Regions from separate parts of the Homo sapiens genome. Here region 1 is linked to region 2. Evidence: chromatin loops called from intact Hi-C (ENCODE). Cell type or tissue: breast epithelium. All regions are shown on one strand. Links, peaks and the distances in the headings refer to the core of each region. The heading gives the core; the rest is flanking DNA. Region 1 has its middle 22 kb from the start of LINC02707. Region 2 overlaps LOC105376626 (a long non-coding RNA gene).

Evidence for each region. A loop is a pair of places that touch in the nucleus more often than their neighbours do. Peaks named below come from ENCODE experiments on the same cell type or tissue, not always from the same donor. Only the 100,000 strongest peaks of a DNase experiment are listed, where the experiment ranks them.
Region 1: it touches region 2 in a loop (7-fold over the local background); 4 of 110 quality-filtered maps call a loop at or near these places.

The regions. Positions count from the first base shown.
Region 1 is chr11:34,584,879-34,601,361 of GRCh38, reverse strand. No RefSeq gene overlaps it. Among named protein-coding and RNA genes, the nearest start is that of LINC02707, 22 kb to the right of the region's middle. RefSeq lists enhancers at 1,034-2,233, 6,386-6,680. In breast epithelium, for the core only: no CTCF peak of the experiment used is centred there; no DNase peak of the experiment used is centred there.
Region 2 is chr11:34,998,063-35,014,545 of GRCh38, reverse strand. It overlaps LOC105376626 (a long non-coding RNA gene), which reads left to right. Exons shown (of 4, transcript XR_001748180.2): 4 at 1-6,843. Among named protein-coding and RNA genes, the nearest start is that of MIR1343, 64 kb to the right of the region's middle. RefSeq lists an enhancer at 605-654. In breast epithelium, for the core only: no CTCF peak of the experiment used is centred there; no DNase peak of the experiment used is centred there; H3K27ac peaks cover 323 bases.

The sequences.
Region 1 (16,483 bases), core at 4,854-8,853, 410 kb after region 2:
CCCAGCAGATGAAAATGTTCCAGCAGGCAGATGTGGCAGGGTGCTGCTTTACAGAGTTGAAGTTCCAGCTGGCAGTCGTTTAGATTTGTTTCCCCTAAAAGCCTCTTTCCTTGAGCACACTGACAGCAGAGACCCTGTCTGATTTATCTTGGATCTCTGCACCCTGCACAGAGCTGGCATAGTAAATGGGCCAAGCTGAATTCCAGGCCCAGACCTTAGAGATAAGGGAAGGGCTCCTTGAAAACTGCTCCTGTTTGTCTTCAGGGCTGAGGCATGGCTGAAGGAAAGGGCCCTAGGAGGAAAGGGGCAGCGGCTGCCACTGGACCTCAGCCTGGGATACTGCAGCCCCTTAGAGACTGTATGTCAGCTCTCTCCAGTGAACAAACTCAGTTTGATCGCCAGTTTCTCTGCGCGGGCCAGGTTCTGGCGTGTGCAGGCAGGGAAGCACTAACCTCTGGGTTGGGCATTTTCTCAATTGTTTCATTCTCTCTCTCTTATCTCCAGCTAGTTAGTGATTAACTGCTCTTTGAAAGTTTCCCAGCCTCCCCCGAGCTCCCCAAGAGCACAGGTGGCCACTGGGTTGGAGCAGAAGAACCTGACTGAGGGCCCAGTTCTCTTTGCAGGACAGGGAGGACCCAGAGGCACAGCCACTGGGTCATGGGCCCAGTGGGGTAAGGCCAAGAGGTTTGGCGCTGTGCTGCCTGCCAGGGGTTACTGGGAGGGCATCAGAGAGGCATGTCTGCAGGCGCCGGTTCCTTGGAAGTCTGTGGGTGAGTGGGTGGGGGTGGAGAGGGACAGAGGATACAACCAGGATCTGGGAGAGAGAGAGAAGCTTGACATTATCTCCCCACCACCAGGGGCTTTCTGTACAAACCCTCACCCGGGGCAGCTTTCATCAGATAACACCTACACTTACAGACAGCCCCCATACGTTGGAGCAACCACCTCCCACAGCTTTTTCTAGTAAGCCCCACCCCAGCTGAACCACAAAGGAGACCAGGTAGAAGAAGCAGCTGACTTGGTCAAGGAAGCACCATCCAGAACCTTCCAGGAGTCGCTGAACCCTTTCCTTTCAGAGTGTGGGCCTCTCCTTCATCTTTTCCTTTCTTTAACCCTGGGATTTTTTATTAGAGGTTTATAATTCCACAGAGGGACTTTCAGGGAGACCTGTAAACCTCTAAAAAATACAAACAATATGCAATATATGTTTTGGCTGAGTGTAGAAGCCCATCCTAGAAAAATGTACTTAGATATGTATTGGATTTTCAGCCCCTGCCCGCCTTCCTGTCTTGCTGCCTCTTCTGTGGGTTGCTCCCTCTCCTTCCTGGAAGCCCCTCTCTCTTCTGCCTGCCCTGTCACTGACCTAGGCTCTTGGCTGGCTCAGGGGAGAAGCAAATAAAAGAATGATAGTGGTCGGGGTTGGACAAGTGACAGTGGAAAGGAGGGATCATATTTGGAAACTGCTCTCCCCCTGTGGTCGCTTCAAGACAGGAGCAGGAAAAACCCGGGCAGGAGGCTTGATTAGAAACTAACCCCAGATGAACTCTCTGTCTGGTATTTCCGGTAGGGGGTAATGACACTTGCTTTTGTGGCTGGTTTGTGAAAAAGAATGGGTCTCCTCATAAAGGAGAAGAAAGAGATAATCTTATGAGTACTAGCCCTGGGAATTCAAAGACAGATGATGGGGAGGTGGGGCAGGAAGAGATTAATTTCAGAAGAATTATGACTATGGCTTCTCGACCTCTTGGCTAAGATCGAGTGCAGAAGAAGTATGACTGATGCATTAGTAAAGGCAACCAGAAGAGGACTGGGCAGCGTGCTCTGTTTGTTTTTGATGGCACCATATTGGCTAAAGGCTTTCTATCCTTTTGTGCCTTCGCCAGGTTTGTTAGAATGGCTTCCAGCGGCAACTACCAATAACTCCTAGGGGACCACCTCAAGACTGAAGGTGAGGCAAAGACTGTGGACTATGAAGCACCTCTTTGTAGCCCAAGTTGCAAGAGGAGCCTAGCAAAGGAAATCAGATGGCAGCAACGCAGAAGAAGCACATGGACGAATCCTCAGAACCCATAGTAGAAGAAACATTTGGGTTGGGTGGATTACCCTGACTTTCAGATATGATCTTCCCCTTCCAGAGGTTGAACAGGACCTTTCTAAAAATTTCCCATCTGCAACTTCAGTTGGCAAAGTGCCTTTGTTTCTTCCAGGGCTGAGTGGCCATTTTTACACCAGTAAAATTCAGAAAAAACAGATGTTTATACAACTGATTTCTTTTTCATTCAAGTGAAAATTACTTTATGTAGGTGAATCCCAGAGTGAAAGAAATACATATTCTTACAACTCAAATTCACTGCTAAAAAAAAGAAAGCACAGAAGGAAGTCAATAAAAAATGAGCATCATTAAACACATAAAAAGATGCTCAATCGGCCAGGTGCAGTGGCTCGTGCCTGTAATCCCAGCACTTTGGGAGCCGAGGCAGGCAGATCACTTGAGGTCAGGAGTTTGAGACCAGCCTGACCAACATGGTGAAACCCTGTCTTTACTAAAAATACAAAACTTAGCCAGGCATGGTGGTGCATGCCTGTAATCCCATCTACTTGGGAGGCTGAAGCAGGAGAATCACTTGAACCCGGGAGGCGGAGGTTGCAGTGAGCCAAGATAGCACCATTGCACTCCAGCCTGGGCAACAAGAGCAAAACTCCATCTCAAAAAAAAAAAAAAAAAAAAAAAAAAATGACACTCAACCTCACTGATCATCAGAAACACTAACACATGAGAAGCCACTGCATTTCCTTCAAATTGGCAAAATTAAAAAATCTGATGATAATAATTGTTGGCCAGGATGTGATGAGGAAGGAATTCCAACCCACTGCTTGTTCAGGAGTGTTGATTGTTATAAATACTTTGGAGAGTGATTTGTTAATATCTAGAAAAGAGGAAGATGCACGTGCCCATAATCCAGCAAATATAAGCCCATGGAAACTTTACTGCATGCTCACATGTACAAGGATATTCAATGCATCACTACTTGTCAAATGAACATTTGGAAGCAAAGTAAGTGCACCTCAGTAGGAGAATGGATACACACATTGTGCCAGCCATCACCATTTGTTATTTCATTTATTCTTTTATTCATTTTTCATTAAATATATTTCCATGAGTTTGTATTATTATACTATGTAGAGAATCACCTGGGAAGATTGTGAAAAGGGCCGAATTCCTGGTCCTACCCTCAGAGAGATTGAGTCTGGGAATGAGTCCAAGAAATGGGGCTCTTTTCTAAGTGCATGTGATACAACTGCATGTGGTCCTGGGTCACACCATATATAACCATTCATTCTGCCATTGGATTTCAAGTTGGATTACAAAACTTGCAGGGCTATGTGTGGCCCCTGTACTCATCCCTTACTGGGAAGGAGGCCTGGATTGCTGGAACATGGGAGCCTGAGAAACTTCTGGATCCTCAAGCATCAGGCCCAGAGGAAGACAGCAGAAGAGGAGATAAGGGGGTACAGTGAAGGGGAAAGGATAGGGAATGGGTCTGAGGGCAAAGAGGCCTAGAACAGCACATCTTCTGATCTTTTGCCCAGACACAAGTCTACCCACAGATCTTTGTTAACAAAATTTGTCTTGGAACTAAGAAAGCTACCCTCCTCTCTCCTGTCCCTCAGTAACACTTAATGATTCAACTCAACAGTTTTTTGTTTTTTTTTTAAGTCCCAAAGGCTAAGGTTCTAGATCTGGGTCACTTCCCACACATGACCAAGATTCGTGAGAAAAGAGATGACATTGAATCAAGCTTTTATCTGAACCTTTGGTCTATTTTTCCTTGTCCACAGAAGTAGGGAAGTAAGTATTCATAGGGAATTTAGCCAACCTTTGTCCAAACAGTTTAACACCAGTCACATAATTAATCAGATAGTCTGGCTTTTATAGCTATATCTAATATGCATGTATTAATTTTTTTCAAGGCCTTAGAATCTTTTATCTATATTCAATTGAGAAATGGTCTCTAAGCGTAACTTAATGTTTGTTTGATGAAGATGCTTTGGGAGTACACAGGAACCATGAAGAAATTTAAGGAACTGGAAGTCCCAGTTAATAGAGAGTCCTGGTTAATGCAGTGCTGATAAACAGAGAGTTGCTGTATATAGAGGTGGTGCTGTGGGCTTGTTTGGAAAACTGTTCACTTACTGGGCAGCTTACTTACCCTCACTTACTTAACCTGAAGGGAGAGAATCATAGAAGTGAGAAATGGAAGGAAAAATTAAGCCATCCTCTGTTTGACCCTCTTGTTGTATGCAAGGAGACTCTGTTCTGTAGAGGAGAAATGCTCCCCTGAGTTCAGCCAGTGAGGTGCCTGCAAGGACTGGAGAAAGAAAATGAGAAGCCAGGGTATTTCTCTGCTCCCTCTCTGCCCTGAGCATGCCTCCAGCAGCTACTACATTTCCTCCATGGCCCCAGCGCCCTCCAGACAAGCCCATCAGGGATTCCGGGAACACTATCTCCTCCCTTTCTCTTTTCAGCCTATGAATACTAGTGACTTTCTGCTCTTATTAACCTTTGAGCTATCTCTTTATCCCCTCTTTGGCATTGCAGCTTTTCTAACACTGGTGTGACCCATTCCCTGCATTAAATTCCCTCTGTTGAAGACACTTAGGTTTCTTCCTGATTAGACTCCAACTGATAGAGGAGGTGACTGGTCTTTACTTTCCAGACCATATTCATTTTACAGAAGAAAGAACAGATTTCTAGAAGTTCAAGTAACATGCCAATGTTGCACAGCTACCGAGCTAGCAACCAGTTGTCTCGTGGCCGGTGTTAATTTTCCTACAGTATTCTGGCTCTTCTCTCTCTCCCGTAGTCCCTACCAGCAAAGACATTCTTTCTGGGTCAAACTAAGGATTCATTTGCGTCTCATTTGCACATGATGAAAAGGTGCTATAACTACGCAAAGTGCACATCCAAAGGAGTTCAAGGGAGTATTCATTTCTATTTTGGTCTTTATAAGAATATTTTGCATTTGAGTCAACAAAGCTTTGTCAGCATTCTGTAAATCCTAGGGCAGCATTTCTCAAAGTCACAATTCCCTAAAGGGCATGAGGGTGCACATCTTAGTCCATTTACGCTGCCACAAAAGAATGTCATAGACTAGGCTACAAGCAACGGAAATTTATTATTCAGAATTCTAGAGGCTGGGAAGTCCAAGAGCAAGGCACCAGCAGATTCAGCGTCTGGTGAGGGCCCACTTCCTAGTTCATAGATGCCATCTTCTCACCGTGACCTCACATGGCAGAAGGGACAAGGGGGCATTCTGGGGTCTCTTTTATTAGGTCAGTAATCACATTTATGAGGGCTTCATCGTTATCACCTAATCACCTCCCAAAGCCACCTGGTATCATCACAGTGGAGGTTTAAATGTCAACATATGAATGAGGGGGGAACACAAAAATTAATTCTATAGTAGGGGATACTTTGGTAAAAACACAGATTTCCTGAACCCACTACCACCTACTGAAATAGAAAAATCTGGGGATGGGAACTGAGTGTATTTTTAGCTAGCAACACAGATAACTAGTATTAATAACTAGCAACCTGGATAACTAGTATTAATAACTAGCAACCTGGATAATTCTTATGAAAACAAGTTTTGAGGGCCACTGTTCCATTATGTAGAAAAACATTGTCCGTGTACACACAGAAGAAGGAAGGATCAGGAAGGTGACTAGAGAGCTGGCTTCTGGCCAGTCAAATAAAGGTCCAGCTCCTCTGGCTTCCATCCCCAGTCAGAGGTACCACTTACTAACACCCTGCTACGTGTCAGGCTTAGCACTATACATTGCAGGTACCTGGTTTTATGTACTCTTTACAGCAATCCTGTGAAGTGGCTACTATAATTTCCATTTAACAGACAAGATATCTGATTCTCAGATTAAATAACTGTCTCTGGATCACCCAGCAATGAGCCAAATTCCAACCAAGTTCTGCTTGACTCCAATGTCAGACTCTTCTCTATTCAGGTTGCCCCTTCCAGAACGGAGCCTGCTTCATCCCCAGATGATCAATGCAAACAATGATACGCTGAGTTGGCTCTGTGTGGTGTGTCCTAATCCTGTGCTCTGGGCAATCTGGTGTTTCCTTTCTGCTTGTTCTTGAACGAGACATTGGTGTATCTGCAAAGGGGACAGGTGAATGGTATTCCAATTCCCCCTCCTGAGACAGCCCCTGATGGGATGAGATCCTGCAAATGGAGCTGCCGGTGGTTTCTTGATTGTCCTTCCTAGTTTTCCCAGGAGCTCTTGGGAGCTCTTCTGCCCCTGCACTTGGCTCAGAAGCTTCCGGTTTTGCCCCAAACCAGTGGGAACCAATCAGAAAGCCTGAAGCGGCAGATGTCTGCACTAATCCATACAGGGAGGACCTGAGGGAAGCAACTAAGTTTTTGTTCTTATCACAAATGTTTAAAAAATCAACAACATGAACGGGCAAGTGTGCCACCACACAGTGCTTGACATCTGGATGATCTTGCATCATCTGAGCTGCCTTTTCTTTCTTTCTGACACATTGCTTTACGTGCCTGATCACCATTCTTTTGTTGACATTGCTGTTTGGATCAGCCAGCTGATGACACAGCCAGATAGAAACTGGCTGAGGCAGGGGTAGGGGTAGGGGATTCTCTGATCAAGCTGATCATTCAAAGGGTTGCAGAGAGGGCCACTGGCCTATTAAAAAAAAAAGTCCTACACTCCCCACATCTTTAGTGTTTTTCTTTTATGCTTCCCAACAGTTTGGGATCCCAACCTGCATGTTCATGTCTCAGTAGGCATTTGCCATGTATGTGAGGCTGCCTGGCTAGCTTTAGACAGCACAGGTTGAGTTCAAATCTCAGGTCAATCACTCACTAATTCTGTCTTCATACGTATGCTAAATAACCTCTCTGAACCTCAGTTCACTCATCAGTAAAACAGAGACAATAATAACATACTAAACTTTTAGAGCTGCTGGAGGAGAAATACTTAATTTCATATAAAGTAGTTATCACAGCACCTAGCTTGACAAGTATTTCTTGAATTCCTTCTACATGCCAGACACTATTCAAGGCACTGGAGATAATTGTGGTGTACAAATAAAACAGAGTCCCTGCCCTCAGAGAGCTTATACATTAGTTAGGGAGGCAGACAGTAAACAAATGGGTACGTTTATAGTATACTGTCACTTAGTGATATGTGATATAAAGCATGGTGAGATGATGGAGAATGGCAGAGGGGAGACGGAATGCTGGTTATTGGATAAGGTGGTCAGAGAACCCTCTGTAGAAATCACATTTGAAGAGATGGGATGAGGGATTAAAAGATGAGGGATTAAAACAGATGGGTATATGGGAAGAAGAGCATTCCAAACAGCAGGCAGAGCAGGTGCAAAGGCCCTGAGGCTAGGGCAGCTTTCCTTATTTAAGGGACAGTATGGAGGCCAGTGAGCACAGTGAGCCATGGGAAGAATGGGGTAGTTGAGGTTGAGGAAGAAGCCAAAAGTTGAAGTATAAGTGAGATGCAAGTAGGTAAGTTAACAGGCAGGTAGGTAAGACTAAAATCATTCACTTAGTCATAGTGTCTTTATATCTTGGGTGGAAGTCTGCTAGATACCATGAGAGACACAGAGATGAACAAGACAGAGGATTTATCTTTGATAAGCCTTGAACCATTAGTTTAGTAGAGGAGAAAAGTATCTAAATAATGAGATAATAAAATAATAGACACCATGAAAGAAATATGGGTAAGTCCTAAAAGCACCTGAAAGAAAGTTTTTGTCTCTCATAGCCAGTCCCTCCACCAGAAACGTGGAAAGATTAATAAAAGAGAAGGTATTTACATAAAGACTGTAAAACAACAGTGCTCACTATGCTCAAAGAGATGAACTTGAACTAAAAACGTTTTGGCAATCAGCTGAAACAAAATCATTGCAAATTTGAGGAAGAACCAAATAGGAATGAGAATTTTAACATTTAAAAACCCAATAAAAAATGAAAAAGTCATTCAGATAGGTTTAATAGCAAATTCAACACAGGTAAAGAGATAATTAATGAACTGGAAGGTAGATTAGAAGAAACTACCCAGAATGAATAAGAAAGAGATAAAACAATGGAAAATATAAAGGTGAGAAAAATACAATGAGCAGACTTAACATATTTCTAGGAGTCCTAGAAAGAGAAGTTAGAAGAACAGCAAAGTCATCTCCTAAAAATATGGAAAAAAGGAAGTACAAAAATCAGAGCAAAAATTAATGAAACAAAAAAATACAATAGACAAGATTTAAAAGGTAACAATTTTTACCTTTTAAATGATAAAATTGATAAACTTCTGCTGAGACAGATGAAGACAAAAAATGGGAAAGGCACAGATAACTCATGTCAGTAATGAAAAAGAGAACATCTGTGGAGAAAGGAGAACCCTTGTACACTGTTGGGAGTGTATGTTAGTACTGCCATCATGAAAAACTATTTGAAAGTTACTTTAAAAACTAAAACTAGATTATCATATGACCAAGTAACTCCACTTCTGGGTGTTTATCCAAATATTGAAATCAGATTGTCTAAGACATGTCCTTACTCCCATGTTCACTGCAGCACTATTTACACTAGCCAAGTTATGGAATCAACCTAAGTGTCTATCAATGGATGAATGGATAAATAAAATGTAGTATATACATGCAATGGGATAATTCAGCCTTTAAACAGAAGGAAATTCTATCATTTGCAACAACATCACTGAAACTGGAGAACATCATGCTAAGTAAAATAAGCCAGACACAGAAAGACAAACACCACATGTTCTCACTTACATGTGGAATCTCAAGCAATCAAATCCATAGAAGCAGAGAGTAGAATGGTAGTTACAGGGGCTGTGGGTGAGGGGAATGAAGGAGTGATGGCCAAAGGGTACAAAATCTCAGACGGGAGGAATAAGTCTTTTTTTGAGATTTATTGCACACCATGATAAATATACAGCTGCTTCTCAAATTATGATGGAGTTATATCTGGATGAGCCCATTGATATTTTCAACTTACTATGGGTTTATCCAGACATAATCCCAACATAAGTCATAGAGCATACTGAATGCATATTCCTTTCACATTATTGTAAAGTTGAAAAGTGATAATTCAAATCATCATAAGAAGTCAGGAACCACCTGTAGATAATAATAGTGTACTGTGCATTTTTAAATTGTGAAAAAAAGTGAATTTCAAATGTTTTCACCACAAAAAATGATGAGTATTTAAGGTGATGGATATATTAATTTGCTAGATTTAATTATTCCACATTGCTTTCATAAATCATAACATTGTTTTGTGCCCCATAAGTATACGCAATTATAAATTGTCAATTTATAAGCAAAAATAACATTATTACATGTGTTGCAGACATTAGAAAGATAATTAGAAGATATTATAAACAACTCTGTGAATTAATTTATAAATTTTGATAAAATAGACAAATTCCTAGGAAAACACTACTTACTAAAATTAACAAAAGAAGAAATAAAAAATCCTAATAATCCTATAACTATTAAAATCATTGATTTAATAAAAAATCAACCTGTCATAAAATGTTAAGATTTGATGGCTCAAGCAAATTTTATGAGATAAAGAAGATATAATGCCACACTTATGCAAACTCTTCCAGAAAATAGAAAAAATGAGACTCCCTATGTTATTTTGTGAGGCTTGAGTAATCTTGATACCAAAACCCAATATGAACAGTATGTGAAGGAAAATCACAAGCCAATTTTATTCTTGAACATAGGCTCAACAATTCTAAATAAAATATTAACAGGCCAACACCAGCAATATATATTTAAAAATACATCATGTCCAAATTTGGCTTACTTGAGGGTGCCAGTGTAAAAATTGCTTTAACTTTGGAATATCAGTGTAATTTACCAACTTAACAGATCAATTGGGGAAAAGTCATATAGTCATTTCAATACATGCAGAGACAAGCATTTGTTAAAATTCAACATCCACTCATTAATGGATTAAAAGTCTTAGAAACTAGAAAAAAGAAAACATGCAGGTAATCTGGTGAAGAGCTGCTACAATAAAACCTATAACAACCAGATTGTTTAAAACAAAACTCTGAAAATTTTCCTTTCGAGGCTGTGTACAGAACAGGGATGCTCACTATCACGACATCTATTCAACAGTGTCTAGGGACCCCACATGGGAAATGCAAGAAAGAGAAATAAAGACATAAGAAACAGAAAGGAAAAAATTGAAGTGTCATTTTTGTGGATTATGTTATTACCTACATAGAAAATCTATGGGAAGCTGTGGATAATTTTTAGAATTTAAGAAAGTTTCATAAGGTTACTCAATAAAGTCAATACAGAAACATGAATTAAATTTCTATATACTAAACACATATATTTGTAAAATGAAAAATATATAGCAATAACATTTACACTAGCATCTTAAAAATATCCAAAACCTAGGGGGAAATCTATCAAAAGATGTGCAAGAACTTTGCGCAAAACATTACAAAACACTCGAGAGAAATTAAAGAAGACCTGGAGTAAAAGAGAGAAATTCTATGTTAGTGGCTTGGAGCACTCCCTAATTTAAATGTCAGCTCTCTCTAAATGAAGCTATGGATTCAATAAAAGTCTCAGCAGGATTTTTAAAGAACTTAACTAGCATTTTCTAAAGTTTATATGGGATTGCCAAGGTTCCAAACTAGCCAAGACCTTCTTGAAGAAGAAATGGGGTAAGAGGACTTGCTCTACCAGGTATAGAGTCTGCTTATCTTACTGCAGTAATTAAGACTGTCATTTTCATTCAAAGATAGTTAGATGGAAGTGCACGTCACTAGCATTTTCCTGTATCTGGGTATTCCCTCCTTCCAGGCAAATCGCAAACAGCACGTCACAACCTTTTGCAGGTGGGTGGAACTCTGACTGGTTCTGACAAATAGGCTGTAACAAGAAGGGAATGATGGGTGATGCTTTCATTCTGGGTCGATGAAAACCTCATGGACCATTTCCAGTCTCTCTCCCCTGGATGGAGAGTACTTCCAATGGTGCAGACACTTCACCTTGCAAAGGGCGGTTGGCCTGATGCATCTCCTGCATCAGAAGTGAACTGCCAATGGAAAACAAAAATGACTTTAGTGTATTCATCAGTGAGATGTTGGGGTTCTTTGTTACCTGAAACAAAGCACAGCCTGTCTGATCCTGTTCAACTTATAGACAGACCAATAGACTCCAAGAGTGCCCAGAAAGAGATCTACCCATGTATGAACAATTGATTTTTCAACAAAAAGTGAAACTGCAAAGTAGTGGAGAAAGGACAGCCTTGGTCCAACTGAATATTCATTTGAGAGAAAAAAGTAGAACTTGTCTCTACTGCATGCCATACACAGAAATCAATTCTAGGTGGGTTATTAACCTTATTTGAAGGGCAAAACTGTATAAAGCTTTAGAAGAAAATATGAGAGAATTCTTTATGACTCAGGAAATGATTTCCTAAATAAGAAACAAGAATCATTAACCATAAAGGAAAAAATAGTTCAATTGTATTCTATTAAATTTCACAAGAAAAAAAAGTTTTGTTATAAAAGGAAATAACAAAGTGAATACCTAAATTTTAATAATTGTTATCTCTGGGTGATTACAGGCTGAATTTATTTTTCTGATTTTGCTTATCTCTTTTTTCCAATTATTCTCTGACGAATATGGATCTCTTTTGTAATTTAAAAAAAAAGAAAAAGAAAAAACTAGAAAGTTGTTAGTTTTTGTTTATGTTTGTAATTAAGAAGAGGTGGTAATCCCAGCACTTTGGGAGGCCAAGGCGGACGGATCATGAGGTCAAGACCATCCTGGCTAACACGGTGAAACCCTGTCTCCACTAAAAATACAAAAAAAAATAGCTGGGAGTGGTGGCAGGTGCCTGTAGTCCCAGCTACTCGGGAGGCTGAAGCACGAGAATGATGTGAACCCAGGAAGCAGAGCTTGCAGTGAGCTGAGATCGCATCACTGCACTCCAGCCTGGGTGACAGAGCAAGACTCTATCTCAAAAAAAAAAAAAAAAAGAGGCGCTGCAAAGTGAAGATGTGGAATAAGAGTCTTCCAGACTTTACTCTTTCTTGGTTGCTAACCCAAAAGGAAAAAAATCCTAATGGTGGGATTTCAGGCAGTGAGGAAGGCGGATGTAGGTGGGATTTGTTGGTCATTGTGGCCTTTTTCCATTCAGGCACTAGAACACCATCCAGGCATTCTGCTATCCCTTGTTTAAAACCTTTCTGCTGCAGATTCACAATCTCTACTTCTAGAGGGAGATGCCCTTGAGAGGTCTTCTCCCCTCTCCCTTTTCCATTTATAGTCTTCTTTCTTAGATAGAAATACATTTTGACTCAAGTGTCTTTCATAGGGCTTAACAGACCTGGACATGTGGCACCAGTGGCCCTGCCCCACGTGGCTGTCCATCTGGTCTCCCAGTGACAGACACTGGAGCCCTCTCTCTTCCTTTGGTCACACCACGCCAGGACCTTTGTAGAATGTTTATTAGGCACACGTTTGACTCTGAGCAGCTTGAATATAAAGGACTCTTAAGATCTAAAGCGCAAGCAAAGAGACTTATTTTGGCTCTTGGTCTTTATAGTTATATTGGCTCTTATTTATTTCTTAAACATTTATTGGGCACAGGTAGTAAACTCATCATAGACCATGGCTCCTGAAGCCCTGATAATTTAATACCTGATTTCTGGAGTCTGGGGAAACATGGAAGGTGTCCTGTAGGATGAGGCAAATTAGCTGTCAATAGGCAGAAATGGCCAGCCATAGAGAAAAGTGGGCTTTAAATGGGTTTAGATATTCAAAAGTGCCTCATGATGGTCAGAAAGAAGTCTCTGGAGTAAGGATGGGCATTAGTAGCCCCTATACTCATCTCCACCATTAGTCTTTATTGAATACTTACTATGTGCCAGAGACTGCTGGCCAGGTACTTTACATACATCATCTCATTTAATACTCACAGCAATCTTGGAACATATATGATATTATCCCCTTTTGGAAGATGAGGAAATTGAGACTCAGAAAAGGTTAGGTAATTTGCCCAAGGTCACATGGTTAGAAGGGGGTGGTGTTGAGCCAGGAATCCAGTCTGTCAGACTGGAAATCCTTATCTCTTTTTCTGACAGTAACTACTGCTCTGGGCAATGACCGTCATTTGTCTACATCTTCACAAGATATTTCCATTTCCATTTCATGCACTTTTGAGGTAAAACAGGATCATTGATTTATGAAGACTGTTTTTATCTGACATCCATTTCTTCAGGACGACTTTCTGCACTGCAGACATTTGCCCCCTGTGATGATGGGGTCCTTGCTACAACATGCTGTCACAAGGTCTAAATGAGATCGTGCATATAAAACATGTCGCTCAGAGCATGACACAGAGGAGACTCTCAACACACTAGCTTCCATTAGGACTGTCGCTCCCTCGGTCCCAGCACTGCCTGTTCCTCTTTACCTTTGCAGGTAGTGGGGAAAATATACAAGGAGACCTAGATTCTGAGTGTTTCTTGGACACGGGTGCTGGCAGCTTTGTGCAGGAGTATCTCTCAACATCCCTGGAGTCAACATTCTGAATGTCCTGTGTGATGCTGATATCACCAACTCTGTAGACCCTGAGCCTGCTCACTATCACTGAGCCTTCACGTCAAAACAGGAAAATGATGAGAGGTGACTGGTGCTCCGGTAAGAAACTCCGATAAGTTTCTGCATCAGATCCTGTACATGAGAAAAACTGTCATGAAGAGGCAGCACAGCATAGAAGCTAGAAGATCAAATCTGGAATTACGCAAATCAGGGTGTGAATATTGGCTCTGCTCCTTCCAGCTCTGTGACCTGGGGCAAGTTACCTAACCTCTCTGAGTCTCTGTTGCAGCTGTAAAGCAGAAATAGTAATAACTATTTCACAGCTTTATTAGCAAAAGTGCATGATATAGTGATGTTAAGTGCTTAACACAGAGCCTGGTCCACAGGAAACACTAAACAAATGTTTGTTGTTATTATATCGTTGTTAAAAGCAAAAAAAAAAATAAAATAAAATAAAAACCTGCTATGAGACTTGTTTTGCAGATTAATAAGCAATTACTTTAAATGACTTTTCTCCCCAACTAGCTAAGTCTGCTGTTTGATAGGTTTGAACGAATCAGTCAGCTGTTGAAGTCTCACTGAGCGCATGCAGCATGCCCTGGTGTGTATAGATGCAGGGGCTTGGCAGGCCCGGAGGCCAACAGGCTTAACAAGGTGCGCTAGCTGAACACAGCAAGATGAGATGATTGAAAAGTCTACTTGAAATGTTTAAATACAAAGTAACTTGGCAAGGAGATAGAATCAGGACAGCTGACCTGCTCTAGGCCTCAATTTCCCCATCTGCACAAGAAAAGGGCTGGACTTTATGTCGCTTTCTTGCGTCTCTGACCTTTATGAGCGAAAGAGTCTGATTCTGCCAGGACCATTTTAGCTGCCCTATGAGTGCATCTGGCAATTCCTAGTTCTGCATGGTCTGGTAAAACTTGGCATCTGATGCCCCTCTATAAGTCAGAGTTTTGCAGGGCTCATGCAGGCCCACCAGCTAGGGCACATCTCCCCCACCCCCAAGCCTCCTGAGGACACGCCAATTCCAACATCTCCCACCTCCCACCATACGCAATCACAGGAGACATCATTCCAACTGGAGTTCCCAGTCCACGAAGAAAAGAGAGATCTTCTCTAAACAGGGTCCTGTCTGTTTCCAGCATAAACCACCTGAGATGTTCAGAAGGAGAGTTCTTTCTTTCCTCCACAGCTTCGGAAAATCATTCTTTTGCACGTTCAGAGGGGGAAAAGTTGGCAACAAAACTTGACTTTTTACCAGAATGAAAACTTTCTTTGGGGTTAAGGAAACATTGCCATCTGGTGGCATAATATAGAAATAACTGGACAGAGTGATGAGTTTCTAACCCACAAAAGATGAAGTCACACAATTCCAATCAGAAAGAACTAGAAGGGTCCTTAAAGCTTAGATCCAATGCTTTTACTTTACTGAGTAACGGAACTATTGTATAGAGATGGCTTGTGAATTTCAAGACTAGAACTCAGATCTTCTCAACTTTATGTAATTCAGCTGTCTCTCATCTCCACAACTCACTCCACACCCCAACATATACACACCTCATACTTAGGACTGAAATGCTTTAATAATTCAGGCTGGCAGGACCACGATCGTTTTCATCCTGCATGTGCCCTCGTGCTTTTTATCAACATCATGGGAGGCAGAAGAGGGAGATCAGAGGCACTTTCAACTAGCAACCAGCTACAGGGTTTACAAAGATAAGGAGGAGGCCTATCAGAAGCCAGAGGAAGAAAGAATGGATTGATTAGGGAACTGAAACTTCTGTTTCATGTTTCCAGCTCAGGAGGCAGTGGGGCTTGCATTAACTCTCTAAACCAGCAAGAGCTATTTGAGCTAACAGTAGGGGATGCCTTCTGTTTGGGGATTTTGGATCCTGAAGATAGTAAGTTCAGTGACTTGAGTATAAAAACCCTCATTATTTATGCAAAGTGTGAAAATCTATTATTGTGTAAATTGAGCCACGTAATTATAGGCATAGTCATTTCCACCTCTTATATTTGCATATTGCTTTGCAGTTCACTACATGCTTCAACATATTTAAAATTATTTAATCTTTATAAACACCCTATGGTGGGAATTATTACTCATTAGTAATGAGGAAATAGAGGTTTGGAAAAGTTAAGCAACTTTCCTGAAGTCACAGCACTATCAATGGCAGCACTAGGACTTGAAAGAAGGGAGGAAACTTAATATTTAATCTACTCTGGGGCAGGTGAGATACAAAGTGCTTCCAAGGAAGCTATCAGTGGCTTCTCCCCTTGGGGAGTAGCAAAAGATCAATCACTCATTCTTTGTTCTTCCAACTTGACCACTGTAGAGACACCCAGTCTTCCTGCAGCTACCCTATCCAATTGTTATTTGCTTGACTGTAGGACGTACCAAAAAGCCATATGACATTCATGTTAATTTAAATTTGACTTGGAGAAATTTTTCCAAATATTACAATATCCTCTGAGGCACAACAGGACTCAGCCAGCAGTCCACCAGCCTGGGTCCTTGAGGCTGTTCGAAGGGCTTTTCACCCAGTCACCACCTGAACTATTTCCAAATAGCCCTTTTGTAATGCTCTGACAAAGAGGATTCTCTGTGTCTCCTTTCCTGGGTCCTCACCTCTGAGCATCAGGGCCTAAAGCCCAGTCCTCAGACCACTACTCTTTTGGATCTAATCTTTCTATAAGGGGGGTCACCTGGTCTCATGCCTTTAAATGCCATGTGGACACAGATGATTCATATACTGATACCCAGAACCCCAGCCTCTCCCTCTGCACTCCCAACTCATATGTGCAGCTGTCTACTCAACATCTGCATGGCAA
Region 2 (16,483 bases), core at 7,552-11,551:
TAGGACCATCTAACTGGATTCCACTGGAATGAGTCTCTGTGAAACCATGCCGAAGTCTTTGTAAACAACCACCCTAAAGAAAGCTACATGAAGAATAGCCAATAACAAAAGCACTGGATTTAACTCAATTTTGTGAAAAAACAAAAAAAACAAATATGATGCACACACTCTATCCTTTTGTGAACAAAATGCCACCAAACATTTGAAACTGGCCTAAGCATACATTGACATGTTTGACATGAAGCCCAGCCTTATTGATCAGCCTTTCCAATACCCCCCGCCCCCCATTCTTTATTCCCAATAGATACATCTTCTCACAGGTAATTGGGCAGAAAAATGCTTATTGACTGATCTTGAAAACTTCAATGCATCTAAAGCTGGAGAACATTCAAAAACCATGCTTCTCTTTATTTATTTCAGTTTCCATGGCAAGAGGAAAATAAAAGGCAACTGTTTTGAAAGCAACAACAGTAAACGAAGCAACATCTCTGGCAAGCAGGCAAACCTTAAAGAGTAAAAGTTATAAATCCCCATGTAGACAATACCTTGTAGGTATACCTTCCCCCAACCACGGGGATGACTCTTAATGGTGCTGACTAGGTATAGACACCAACTTGGGACCAGTAAGTTATTCTTAGAAGGTGCTAACTTTTGTATTTTCTTTTAGGTTCTTGCTGCTATGTTTCTCTTTCAATTGACTTCCAGAAATCAGACAGTGAAATCAATGGGGCTTTCCAGGCCACTGAATTCAAAGTAATCAGGGCAGGGTCAGAATGCTGATTGACTGTTTTCAACACACAGGGACCTGGAATTTGGGTTCTAGCTCTATCCCTCAGCACAGAGTCAGCAGACACAATGCCCTAGATGGTTGGATTTTCTAGTGTCTGTGACAGGCATCTTCAAAGCTGATTCCTCTCCCTCTGAGAAATCAAGGCCACCACCTTTAACTACTGACACAGTAGTGTACTTCCCGTACTGCAACCTCAGTCCCTTTTGTCACTTTTGCTTTGCATTCAAGTGCCTTGGCCAGTGTTAACTGCAGCACTTTGATTTCTCTTTCTATAAAGACTATCAAGTACCAAGTCATTTGTTTCTGCAACCATGTAACCCAAGGACATATTCTCCTGGATGAAATTCCAAGACCCCCCCCGCCACCAGAAGTCAGTGGAGAATAGGCACAGAAAAGATGATGAAGGTCATAGTTTCTAATAATTTGTTTTCTTTTTAAAAAAAATTTTTAATTTTTATTTTTTTGAGACAGAATCTCACTCCGTCACCCAGGCTGGGGTATGGTGGCATGATCTCGGCTCACAGCAACCTCTGCCTTCCAGGTTTAAGTGATTCTCCTGCCTCAGCCTCCTGAGTAGCTGGGATTACAGCCGCATGCCACCACGCCCAGCTAATCGTTTGTATTTTTAGTAGACACGGGGTTTCACCATGTTGGCCAGACTGGTCTCGAACTCCTGACCTCAAGCGATCTACCTGCCTTGGCCTTCCAGAGTGCTGGGATTACAGGCATGAGCCACCAAGCCCAACCAGTTTTCTTTCCTTTTTTTTTTTTTTTTTTTTTTTTTTTTCCTTTTTAAGGGAGGGGATTCCCTCAGTGGGTTTACTTAGAGTGAAACGGTATCTTGGCTTTGGACTTGCCCCTGCCTTCATTCATGTGGGTACTTTTTATTTAACTTTTCATTGTAGGTAGGCTCCCCTCTACCTAAAAAACCAAAGGGAAAAACCCCAATTCTTTAATTTACTCACATCCTGTTACGCTTTCACAAGCTGTTCATTTTCATACCAAGCCTCATCTTCTGCTGCCAACATCCTAGTTTGAAGGAAAGGGGGAGACAGGTCAACTGGTAGTGGTCCTGTCCTCAAAGGGAGAGAACTCCTGGGTACCTCTTTCCAGCAGCCCTAGGCTATTTCAAAATGTCAGCAGGTCTAATCCTAGAAGAAAACACCATTTACTTCTCAACCTGCTGGGGCATGGTGAGGTCTAAACAATACATTAACCAACAAAATCTGCCAGTTCCTGAGAACTGCCAGAGAACTGCCTGAGAACTCAGAGATAAACAGTAAGAGGTATGGTCAACCTTCAGGGGAATGAAGAGACTATCTCAATGCAGCAAAAATAAAGGAATTAATGTGCTCTGCAGCTTTAGAAAGGAACTCTCCTTCCTGGGGGTGCCTCCGTGTCCCTGGCTCTAGGAGACTACCTAACCAGCAAGGTTGATAGCATGACCCTGGCTCCACTGAAAACTTGGGCCTATAGACTGTCTTATTCTAAAGGGTGCTTTTTAATTCTAATTTTTTTTTAATTTTTATTTATTTTTTTTTGAGACAAGTTCTCACTCTGTTGCCCAGGATGGAGTGCAGTGATGCCATTTAGGCTCACTGCACTTTTGACCTCTCAGGTTCAAACAACTCTCTCACCTCAGCCTCCTGAGTAGTGGGGACTACAGGCATTCACCACCATGCCCGGCTAATCTTTTTTTTTTTTTTTTTTTTTTTGTAGAGACAGGTTTTTGCCATGTTGCCCAAGCTGATCTTGAACTCCTGGGCTCAAGCGATCCACTTGCCTCAGCTGGGACTATAGGTGTGAGCCACCGTGCCCACTCGAACCACTGGTCTTTTAATGTTTTCAGCTCCAGCTGGCAAACCCATTACCTGCTCTTCCTAGGCAGCATCCCTTGGTCACTATCCAGCCATCTGTTACTGCCAAAGCAAAAGTCCATGGCCCTCGAAGTGTGGGAACTCTGGCCATCGGCTACTTATCATTTTGCCCTCTGAAATCCTTATATTTCTTTCTGAATTCACACACTCAGAATTGGCAGTATATTCTTAAGCTATGAAGTCCTCCACTATATGCCCATCCCAAAAACCTAAGCGAGTAAGATTATTTAATCTAGGAAATGGTTATTTACTCTATAGAAATCTGATCTTCTCATTGCCCAATAACCATGGAATGCTGAAGAGTTGCCTCAGATGGCAGGGAGCCTGCATGCTAGCTCACACACTATCCCTAATAGCCATTTAATTTTGGGAAAAGACCCGTCTTTTCTCTGGACTTTAGTTTTCTCCTCTTTAGAAATAAGAAGCTGGTTAGCCAATCAGTCATGTCTCTTTCAGGTATATGTTCTACGCTTTGCAACTGCAAAGTTGACAATCTGAGAATGTGTGCACGCCAAAGGGGCTTAAAAAATAATATTATCTAACACTTAAGCACTTGATGTGTATTAACTCATTTAATCCTTCAATAACCATATGAGGTAGGTATTATAATTATTACCCCTATATTTTAGATGAGAAAAGAAGAAATAGAGAGAGGTTGAGTAACTTGACCCATTATCCAGTAGTTTTAAGGCTGGGGTTTGTATTTTTAACCACCATATGCAGGATAATGGGCAGATCTGAGGACTAAGCTTCCTTGACGTTTGCATGCTTAGAAGGTTACAGAGGGAGTGTGAGAATCACAGTTAATCTGCAAATCAATGGTATATACCGAAAATCAGGACAGGGGCCAGAGTGTCCTCACTGTTACCTGTTGGATTCCCTTGGCATTATTTAGTGCACAACATTACCATAGGAAAATCACAAGCACTTTTATGGCAATGGTGTAAATTAGGAGGATTCTGACAGTAAAGCCCAGAGTCATTCCAAGATAAAACGATCAGTTTGGGATCTCTTGGCCACCTACTGACCTGTCAGTGTATTGAGGCAGTTTGGGGTAGGAAGTATGTCAAATGATACTGGAGGAGGGAATACAAGAGGCCGGGCAGAGAGTGACTTATTTATTAATTATCTATTTATTTATTTTTGGTTGAGGCAGAGTCTCGCTATGTTGCCTAGGCTGGTCTCGAACTCCCACCTTGGCTCCCAAAGTGCTGGGATTACAGGTGTGAGCCACCATGCCCAGCCCCAGAGAGTGACTCTTGACTAGTTTGGAGAAATAAACTGACTTCAAGGGTCTTCAAAACACAGCCACTTGGAGGTCCTGACTGCCCTTTTCTGATCTCCAGCATGAGCCTCTGCAGAAGCAAGTGCCTTTCACTGAGTCTGACCCTAGCTGAGTGAGATCTTTGCAGAGGAAAGGACAACATGCTTATTTTTTTTAAATGGGCCCATAAGAACCCCGAAACCAAACAAGAAAATCAGGAAAGTTTCTTGTTAGTCTACTACAGACAGGTAGTGATGAGAACTTGGAATACTATCTAGATTCTGAGCTCATTGCTCTAGGGCCCAGGGTCCCAAATGGTGCCTCTTTTCAATGCTTATTTACCATAGTTTCATAGAAACATGACCAAGTGTCAGTTAGTTCTTTACCCTTCGGGTTTTTTCCATCATTAATCCTCTTGGCACAGGGTGGGGCTGAGCTGGGAACAATATCATATAACTCTAGTTGCAGCTGTCCTTATGCAAACCAGCATATCCGCAAGTTACCATGACCTTTTGGGGGAAACCAACATAACAGTGCTGGTGGACACAGCTTCAGGCTGCTAGAGGTCACTGATATGTACCATTGCAACTTGGAAGGAATTCCATATATTGATACTTTCTTTGATTCTATCAACCAAACGGCTTTGTGGGGCACATGCTATAGTACTGAATGAAATACCTTTCTTTCCCTTGAGCCAAAAGCACATAATAAGCTATAGATTCTTTGCTGCTATGCCATTGATTTACCTACTGTACTTTGTAACCCAGGAGGGCTATGAATCATCCTTCCTAATTTCAGCTTCACAAAACAGGTTGCTTTTAATACAATCTCTTCTTTATCTAGATTTATTTGTTCTGAACCCTAACACATTCTTAGGGCATTATTTCTTACTGAAGACAACTCTCCCTTAGTGTTTGTTTAATGGTAATTTTTTATTCAAGTTCTTCCTGGGTGTCCGCTTGCCCTTTAATTTTCTTTTTCACAGTGCTTTATATTCCTAGGAATACCTGAGTCACAAGTGGTCAGATTGCCAGCATTCAGCAATCCCAGGCAGGGGGCAGATTTTATTGCCTTTCTCTCTTCTCCTCCACGGGTTGCTCAACAGTGTTAACATTCTGATTTCTTTTAGGAGTGGAGCTCCAAGATAATCTCTTACCCTGCCCTTCTTACTCATTAACTTTAATTTCCAAAAAATGCCGCCGATACCATTCAAACACTAGTTCAGGAATTACCACGTGCTGGGCACTGTACTGGGTGCTGGAGATACTGAGAAGAAGAAACATGATCTGTTCTCAGGAAGCTCACAATATGGTGAATGTGATAATTAAGGTCATGATTAAACAAAGCAGGAAGTACTCCAAGAAAGGTGAGCAAGGCATTACAGGTATGCAGAGGATTGCTTGACCCAACCTGGAAGAATCCAGAAAAACTCATCCAAGGCTGGGCACAGTAGCTCATGCCTGTAATCCCAGCACTTTGGGAGGCTGAGGTGGGCGGATTGCCTGAGGTCAGGAGTTCAAGACCAGCCTGGCTAACATGGTGAAAACCCATCTCTACTAAAAATACCAAAAAATTAGCCAGTTATGTTGGCGTACGCCTGCAGTCTCAGCTACTCGGGAGGCTGAGGCAGGAGAATCGCTTGAACCCCCCGGGAGGTGGAGGTTGCACCGAGCCAAGATCATGCCATGCACTCCAGTCTGGGCAACAGAGGGAGACTCTGTCTCAAACAAAACCCATCCAAGAGCCAAGAAGAGGTTATGCTTGACCTGAACCTTAAAATACAAGTAGCTGTCATTTTGGGGGAGTCCAAACAATGGATGGGTTGATGTGGATACAGCAAAGGACATAATTAAAGAGTCATGGCCAGATCATGAAGGATTTTGTTCCTCGGGCTAAGAAATTTTAGCTTTACCTTAAAGTAGAGGAGCTACCAATTCCGAGCTACAGCGAGGAATCGTAATATAGCATTGTATCATGTATGAAAGGACAAAATTCATGCTACTTTCCTAAAAGTAAGATTCTGTGTCCCCGTTTGCTTCATCTAATATTGCTTCTTGGCCCCAGCAATAGCACACAGAGCACCGGAAAACTAGTTCAGGCTTATCACCAATTCCTGAAGCCAGTCTACCTCTCCAGGACACTTAGAGCCATGACCTTCTCCAAGCTCTCCAAGATCGCTGTGCTTGTTGCATATTCTGGTCTGCAGAAGGTGAAAGGGTACTAATCATCCTAGAAGCCTTCCTGGAACAGGATCTCTTTGCCTAGGGTCATAAAATGAGGGATCCAGATGGTACAGGGAAGTGTAAATGGCAGTTGGAGATGGGACAACAGTAAGTGCAGAGGCAGAGACACAGGTCAGCAGACCCCACATGTGACATGTCAAGTACAGGGAGTAGGGGAAGAGGTGGGAGACATGGTACAAGAAGTCAAAAGATCCACTGGTTCCCTGTATTCCATGAAAACGTTACTGTACAGAATATTACACATTTCCAAGTTGGAGACACTAAAATACAAAGGTACAAATTGTCTAAGCGCAGATATGAGGCAGTGGCAAATTAATAAAACAAATCACATGCCTGTTTCTAACCTGTTTACCATGGCCAAGAAGAGTCTGTGAAATCAAGTTAGACATTCTGTCTTTGAAATCATGCATTCACAGAACTTATGGAAGCTTTCAAGTGGAAATGTCTTTACTCTTTAAAAAAAAAAAAAAAGCTCAAGTAATGCCCTAATCATCTCTTATTATTGTTTGTATCTGCAGGATTTGGAAACTGCTCAGGAAAACAACTGGATTCCTAATAATCCCTGAACAATTCTTTTTTTTTTTCTTTTCCTGTGGACATTAGCCTTTTAATTTTTCCACAAGGAATTCTGGGCCAATTTAACTAATAAATAATAACAGAATTTTCTAAGTGCATGGTACTTTTGCTTTATCTGATTTCATGGCTTTCCTGTTCCATGACAACCCACTGTCTTTTCCCTCACATGTATGTTTTATGATGGTTTTTTCAGGCATTTGAAAAAGCTTTAACACTTTCACTCAAGCTAAGACACCTCAATTTTCATTAGTGACTTTATTGTCCAGGAGGTGTTACAGAGACTACCAAATAGTTTCAAAATTACTTGCTCAGTCACGATGCCCACAGTTGACTCTCAGCCTAGCAAAAGAGAAGAAAAGAAGTTCTTGTGTTTACTGTCCTGAACATACCCTTATGCTAGTATGCAATCTCCTCAGGTCCCCTCAATTAGGGTCACATTTCCGTTTTACAGTGATAATGCAAGAGACTCTGGGTACTGTTCAATGAATATAGGTTTAATGTAATATATGTATTTCTGCAAATATATATATATATATAAATGAGGATTTTGTAAGCACCATTTAAAATTACCTGAGGGGCATTTTCTAAGTAACTGTGAGTCTTTTTGTAAAGCAAAAGCCCTTTTAAAAAATAACATCATTCCTTATTTCATGTGTTCTAAGTTCAGGTTTTCATGGACTAATTTCAAAAAATGATGGAGGCCACCATTCTTTTTCATTTGTTGAGTAAGCTTTACACCAACACAAGAGGCCATCACGCTTTGCCCTTAAGCTTTACTTAACAACGATATTTGAGCATGTGGGCTACTGAGACAGAAAAGTTCCCCCATGAGTCAGCAGCCAGCCCCAGCAAAAGATTTCATGGTCCCAACTAACTAGCCCACAGCCTTTCATATTCAGTTCTGCTTTCTCAGTGGTCTCTAGGAGTCTAATTTCTGGTTAGGAACTGAGAAATTGGGTTGATTTCCACTTCCGTAGGATAGCAAGATATCCGCAGGATGTCAAGGGGGCTGGGCCAGTACCCCAAGTTAGCAGTAGTGAAAAAAGTGGCTGAGCCCCAGGATCTAGAGCACATGAACTCTTTCCCACCTCAAACCCCCATTCCACCCTCTACCCCATGAGGTCCCAAAGGAGATGAGCAGAGAACAAGACCTGGCAAAGAGAGGTTGTTAATGGAGCTCCGACCTCAAACCCTGATGTCTCACCTTAGACTCATTTCCAGGAGTGGGGCCCTGGGTTTCATATTTTAAAAAGCATGGCATATTGGCGTATGTCTCCCCCGACCCCCACCACCACTGCCATTGGAATGCCTAAGGCCAGTGGTGTGCTGAAGCTGGCTTGTACCAGCTCGTGAGAGCTGATTGTTAAACTTTTAAGAACTTTGCAAGCTGATTATTAAACACAGCTATTACTGAAAGCTAAATTATATAAGCTTAGGATTCAATAAATTATACCGGAAGCAAAGATAATAAATACCCAAAGCTCACCACTTCCTATTCATTTACTATTATCTATGTTCTTGAGGTTTTTACCTCTATTGTATCTTTAATGGTGGAAATACTATGTAATAATGGAGAGCTATGCATCTCTTCCTAATTCTACACTCAGTAACATTACATTGGAAGCTTGAAATCAGAGCATTTATACCACCGAAATCAGCAAATACTACAAATCAGGGATTGATTTATTGTGGATTGTCTCTAGACTTAAGAAAATAATAGAGAAAAATGTAAATAATGCAGATTAAACTTAAAAATGTCATGTTTGTAGTTGGTACACTATGAATAGCACAAAATTTGAGAAAATATTCCAGTATTTGAAAATTATCTGATTCAGTAGAGAAAGTACTCTCTTCATGGACAAACATGTAAACTTCTGTGTCACTGTTGTTTTAACTTTTATCTTATTCTTTTGTGTAAAGGAAAATGTCAACCAACATTTAGGTCAGTAACCTACTTATTCATCAACTGCAATCATAGTTTGGCTGCAAATAAAAGCGTTCTATAAAATCAGGTAAAGCATTCCGTGATAACATACAATAAGGAGTATTGTATGTTCTATAGTTCTTAGTAAGTCATATATTTTACTCCTTGTAAATCAGTAAAATTTATAACAGACTTATAATTGGTTATATATCCATATGCATTTCTTCTCCAAAGAGCTGGTTGTTAAACATTTACCGGCACACCACTGCTTAAGCCAAGAACAGAAACAGGTTAAACAGCCTCCTGGGCTTCTATCCCATAGGTTCACACCCTTATCTCAGCCCTTTAGTTTACCATTCTCCTGTCAAGAAGAAAACAAAGAATAGAAACCTTTGTACAATTAAATCAAAAGGAAAAGAAATATTCCCTAAGATCTAAGGCAGATAATTTAATCTGCCTAATCCAGCCCTTCCTAAGAAGGCTGCCTCTCAAGTAGGAATGGCTTGAGGCTGATGTGACCACACCTGCCATGTGGAAAAGCTGAGAGCAATAATAACAGATGGCAGACTTGGCACTGTAGCCTAATAAATATTCTCCCTTTTAATGAGTCCACATCAGATGGCTCCTTGGGGGCAATGGGGGAGAAGCAGGGAACAAAAGCAGTTTCTCTTGCTTCCTGGTCGGATCTCGTACATGTTTGGGGGTACATAACAAAAGATCAGTGAGCATTTCTGCCTTCCACCAAATGGAGTACACATGAACATCACAGCTTTGCGTACAATTACTTTAAAATCATCAATACTTGTATTTGAAAACATCTTTGTAGACTTGGAACCAACCCAAATGCCCATCAATAATAGACTGGATAAAGAAAATGTGGCACATATACACCATGGAATACTTTGCAGCCACAAAAAAGGATGAGTTCATGTCCTTTGCAGGGACTTGGATGAAGCTGGAAACCAGCATTCTCAGCAAACTAACACAGGAACAGAAAACCAAATACGGCATGTTCTCACTCATAAGTGGGAGTTGAACAATGAGAACACATGAACGCAGGGAGGGGAACATCACACACCAGGGCCTGTTGGGGGGTGGGGGGCTAGGGGAGGGATAGCATTAGGAGAAATACCTAATGTAGATGACAGGTTGATGGGTGTGGCAAACCAACATGGCAAGTGTATACATATGTAACAAACCTGAACGTTCTGCACGTGTATCCCAGAACTTAAAGTATAATAAAACAACAAGAACAACAAAAAAGAAAATCTTTGTAAAGTGAAATAAAACCCAAATACCAGACAAATACATGGAATCTTGAAAAATCCTGTTACTCAATGGTGTTGTTTGGTCTTTAGGCCAATGCTAATAATCAACACTAACCACTAAGGAGTGTCCTTCAGTGCAGGAAAAAAAAATGCAGTGAAACTTTACATTTTCTTTTTAAATGGCCAGCTCTGTCTCTCATCAAATCAGATGACTGACTGACCATATTATTCTTGAGCTCCTGTGCACGTACCTATTCAATTTTTCTACATACTTCCACGAAATTTATGTTCTATATTTTTCATGAAACATACCATGAGTATTTTCCATGTTGTTAGTCTTATTCCCCCCTGCATGTTCTCCTTAATAATTTTTCTCTTGAAAAAAGCAAAAGTCCACCAAATATCTGTTATCTGAGTATCATAAGGTAGAAACCTTAGGTAAAAAGTCATTCCCCAATTAAAGGGAGTGCAATTTTTCATTTATGAAAAAACACAACTGGGGGATATTTTTAAAAGGAGGCTTCAGGTTAGTTGCTTTTGAATGTCTTATTTACCGTATCATAAAAAATAAATATACAAGATGACTTATCTGGTCTCCAAATAAGAAATGAGTCAATGCTACGAGCATAAAATGTTCACATATCCACCCACCATAAAAGGGAAACTGGCCTCAGAACATTTTACAAAAAAGCATAATGTTATGGGCTAGTCTTGACAAATAGTGCTTTTACTTAATCGAGTATGTTTTTGACAGCTAGGCACAGAACACTCCAGCAAGATTCCCCCAGTCCCTTAAAAAAGGAATGCATTTGGTGGGGGTCAGACTGACTCATTGAAAGGGTTGGAGCAGGGAAGAGTGAGAAATCCAATCAGCCTGTCATCCTTACAAGGTGTGAGCCTTGTGTTAATACTGTACAAAATAATTGTGTTGGTGATAGTAAGGATGAGGGAACAAGTGACATACTTTAAACTTGCAAAATAATCTGGGGAAAACCAAGGAGGTACTTCTACCTCCCAAGCTCTGCTAACTGCATAGAAAGAACATGTACTTTCAACCACAAAGACATTTATTACATTTTCTTTTTAAAAATTTATTACTTTTCCTCCTCTGTAACTTGTCATCCCAGACCAAAACTAAAGAACTCTTTGGTCATCACCCAATAACATGCCCTTTAAATAAGAACACTGAGGTATTATTTTCCTGTTTGACTCTTAATTAATTCACACCAGCTACCACCCCTTCATGAATCAGAAGGTTGAAGGAATACACTATACATTAATATTAAAATCTAAAGGAAACCAAATGTCAAATTACTGTGGTTTTAGCCACAGACTTATTTCTATGGCATGTGCAACCCCTGTAGAAGATGCTCCCGAGAAGTTCAACAGGCTGTGTTCACTATATCAAAAGAGAACTATTACCCAACTTATAAAAATCTTTTTAATGTGCTGAACTCCAAAATTTCCTAAGAAATAGATGTTTTTAGAAAGGAGACTTGTGAGGCTCTGGGGCCAGGCTGCCTGCCTTGAAATACGGTCACTGCTACTTATTAGCTGTGTAATCTCAGATTTAAGTTACTTAATGAACCTTCTGTGAAATATTGATAATACTAATACCTTTCTGTGAAATACTGATAACACAACCTATCTTATTGGGTTTTGGTGAAGACTTAATGAGTTAATAATATGTATAAAGTATTCAAAACAATGTCTGGAATACAGTAAGTTAGCTATTAGTATATTATATTTTCATGGTCAACATATGTATAATTTGAAGAAAAGGTCTTTATCTACTTAATGAGAACCAAGTAATTAGATAACTATAAAAATATCTACCTAGAAAAAGTCCTATAATTTCCCAAGTAAAATACTTATTAATCTATGTTTACCAGTTTTTCCATTTTTAAGACTTTTTACAGCTGGTCATGGTGGCTCATGCCTGTAATCCCAGCACTTTGGGAGGCCAAGGCAGGAGGATTGCTTGAGGTCAGGAGTTCGAGACCAGCCTGGGCAACATAGCAAGACCTCATCTCTACAAAAAATTTTAAAAACTTGCCAGGCGTGATGGTACGCACTTGTAGTCCCAGCTATCAGGAGGCTGAGGTGGGAGAATCTCCTAAGCCCAGGAGTTGGAGGCTGCAGTGGAGCTATGATCACGTCACTGCACTCCAGCCTAGGCAACAGAGAGAGACCCTGTCTCAAAAAAAAAAAAAAAAAAAGAAAAAAATTTAAAAAGCCTGGGCGCGGTGGCTCACGCCTGTAATCCCAGCACTTTGGGAGGCCAAGGTGGGCAGATCACGAGGTAAGGAGTTTGAGACCAGCCTGGTCAATATGGTGAAACCCTGTTTCTACTAAAAATAAAAATTGGCACATGCCTGTAGTACCAGCTACTCGGGAGGCTGAGGCAGAAGAATCGCTTAAGCTGGAAAACGGAGGTTGCAGTGAGCCGAGATCGTGCCACTGCACTCCAGCCTGGGCAACAGAGGGAGACTCCATCTCAAAAAAAAAAAAAAAAAAAAAAAACTTTATGAAGCTATTACTCTCAATATTTTCCAAAGTTGCAAGGACTCATTTGCGAAATGAGAAAACAAAAACAAACACACAAAAGCCCTGTACCCCACTGAATCTTGAGTTTCCATTTTGTCCAAGTCATAGTCTCCCGTATTCTCAGTTCATAGGAATAATGACTTCCAGCATTCTCCAGTAAAAATGGCTAAAATTGCACATTTTTAAAGGCGGGATTAGCGTTTGCTCTCAAAATAGGTACATCGACAAAAGTGTCCATTCTCATTCTTCTAAAGTTGTATCAAACATTGAAAGTATAAAGAGAATACCTGAAACTCATCATGACATTCTAACTAGTATTTAACAGGTTAAGGCAGAATACTTTCTTATTAATTTACCAATAATAGACAATTTGGTGTCAAAATGAAATGCCCACAAATAACATAAGGTATTTAGTAAGTAATAAAATCTACTTAACTGTGGGAGCTATGCAATTCATGAAGAGCTACATGGTACTAGCAGGTGAGTAAGTTGGCTTCCACACCTCAAACATTCATTTTGAACTAATAAAGAGCATATTAACTTGATTTTTAGCATTAAAAATACTGAATGTTAAAAATAATATTTGATTTTCACTCACTCCTATAGTTTTGCAAGTTAGCTCGAGAGTCCAAAGATGCTTATGATTCTCTGAAAATAAATTTAACAGATGATCCCCTTGAGAACAAAACAATGAGCGTCAAGATATGTAAAGATGCATTTGCACACACAGGACACCTTCAAAAAAAGCAGGGGCCAGGGAAGAGGTAGGAGAGTTGAAGAATTAAAATACATTTTGATTAGACAACGGTAAGTGTCTATTCCTCATCTTTCTTTAGGACGGATGACTTAACAAAGAATATTTTCTTTGCGAATAGTAGGGTGTAAATAAAACTTTCTCTGTACAACTAACATGCCATATGAGTAATTTTCCTTCCAACTAAAAGTTTCTAGGCTTTGTGGGAATTAGTTATTGTTGTGATATGTACACACAGGTATTGAGCCAAGGTCCTGGAAAAATGAACTGATGAATTTATGTATTTGGGTGTTAAATATTTGATTACTGAAATTAGGGAAACCAGACAAAAAGTGGGGTGGGTTATACTCAGTAATGCAAAAAGCTGGTTCAAATGTCACCTAGTCAATGAAGCCATCTTCTCAACTATGCACATGCTTTGATTATAGAATCTGCTGAATTATGTTTGGGCATGTAAATATCACTTACCTATAGTTTAAATTGATTGAGGGTAAAGGCTGTTAGCTATGCACAGCAGATATTCACAACTGTTGAATGCATAATATATTTCAACATTTTACTTTTGCTTTACATTTTAGTAAATGTCTCACCCAGCAAATCAGGTAATTTACTTAAAACAGTGACAGTATTTTCAAAATAATATCTCTAGCTTAGATAGATTTCTACCCACAAAACAGTTCTAATATAGACTGCTATACCTTACTAAGCTATCCTATCATCTGGTATTATTCCCAATTATAAGATTACATTTTATTTCCCAGCCTCAGGTTGGGCTTTGTGCTAGTTATTAATTTACTGTTTCTCAGCTTCAAAATGGTGGACATCCAGTGGTGCTTTGACCCTGCCTTTTGCCCAGAATAGCAGCCCCAGCTTGGCCTTATCAATACCTTTGCATGGTCTTCTCAACAGACACCACATACCCCAGGCCGCAGTGGTACCCTGACCCTCAGCGTGCCAGCTGAGGCTTACGTGTGCCCTGGATGGTTGCTTCCCCTTCACTGGACAACTATGAACAGACCCAACCTGGCGACCCAATGAACTTCTCCACCATAAACTACTGAACCCTAACTGATTAGACCATGACTGATACAGTAATCAATATAGAAGCCTGAGGCCTCAGAAATGAAAACTAAGGTAACCACTTTTGGTCTTAACTGGGACAAGAATCAACCTATTTATTGAAAGTAGCAGCTTCTAGGTCATTTTTTTTTTATACCTAGAGGCACTAAGCCCCATCAGCTTCTATTTTTCTACTTAGAGGTACAAGTGATGACACTTAACATTAGTTACTTCAGGTTAAGAGCTGTCCATAATGAAAAAACAACAACAAAAAATCCCTCAGTACTTTCTGCACACTAGAAAGGCACAAAGAGAGCCACTACAGAGAAAATATGAATTAATTTTAAAAGTGGTTAGGTCGTAAACACATTAGCTTTAATACAGAAGAACAGGAACTCAGGAACTTCAGTTACCATAGGTGGAAAATACTCTTTGCATACAGAACTTTCAGCCGCAGCAGCACAACTTAGAAGGTGTATATTGCAATGCAGTGAGCTTGAGCTTTGGTGCTGCACAGATCTTGGTTCAAATCCCAGTTGTCGTACTTTTGAGCTTTGGCCAATTTACATAATCTCTGAATTTGTATGTGTAATCTCTGAGATTCTATGCGGGAGGTAAATGTTACATCATCCATGATGATTGATAAGTAGCATACACTTCCTGCCTATAACTGAAGAAATTAAAAAAGATAAGCAACCAGTACAGTGATTAATTTTCCCCCTTGCTTCCTCATTTTATAGGTAAGAATACTGAGGCACAGAAATAAGGTTTTGCCAAGAGCGCAGTAACTTCTAAAGCTGAAACTAGCCTTAAAAGTCTTGATTTTAAGAGTATGCAAACTTGGGAAACAAAGTTACATACAATCACCAGTAGTTCCACTGGGAAGAATAACTTAAGTTATGGTATTAAGTACCATCTTATAAGTTCCTGATATACCATTCCCCATCAGACTGATGAGCTACTAAGTGCAATTTATGAGATTAAAAATTTAAATTTAACATCTTACATTTCCATAATACTTTATGCTTTATAAAGTGATATAATCAATGTTATTCCACTTGATCACAAGAGTCTTATATTTAAAAGGCTCATCTTTTAGTAATAGGAGTAACAGAATTTCATAAACTAAGAAATTTTAAAATATACATTTTAGGTATTAAAAAAAGCAAATCATGACTAATTAATGATTTTGCTAAAAGTTTCTCAACTTTTAATGAAAACCCATTTTCCTTAATGGTATGTATCATACAACAGAGGTTAAACTGAGAGATTCACAAAACATTCATTTTCCCAGGAAGAAAGCTGCTTGGACTTGTTGCAAAAAAAGCAAAGATACGGATAAAATGTGAAAATAGAATTTATATGATCAAAGAAACAAAAGACTGCTATTGAGAGGCTAATAATTTTTCAAAATACATCTGTAAACCTTACAGTTTCAATTAAATGGTGTTTCAATATTACAAGTCTAGACAAACCATATCCTCCCTCCAACCCTGTTTGCCCCCCATCTCCTGAAACCAATGGAGACACACACACATTTTTGTAATATAAAACTATGTAAAAGGATTTTATAGAAAGACTATTGCCTTTTCCATTCACAAAAAGTTTAAATGTCTACTGAAATACACTATTTGCTGTACATAACTTACTGGAATCTTATTCGTTTTCATATTGGTGAACGTGAGCCATGGAGGACTAGTGTTTTGGATGGGAAATTCTATCACTGTTCCTGCATTATCTGACTGAATACATCTACCCCATATATTCATAAGACACCTCATAGCATGGTAACATGCCAACTTTTACCCATTTCCTCCTTCTTTAAAGACACTGACCTAGTGCAGATCCTAATCAACTTATACTTTCATTATGGCAAAATCTTCCAGTTCTTTTCTGATGACTGCTATCCTCTCCCTGTTTTGACCTACTGACTTGCACATTATGGCCAGACTGATAAAAGTAAATCTGCACTGTTACTTCCTTCTTCAAAAATCAGTAAAAGTTTCCCACTAATAGCATCCCATTTAAATTAATGGTTAATTCTTACCGGCCATACACTTGATTCTTTCACTTCTTCACTTCACCTGAGACAAAGTCCATCATAATGCAGTATGTGCGGGACACGTTTTCCTTGAAAACTAAGATTTAAGTGCCAATTTAACTTTTCTCCCACACTTTCAC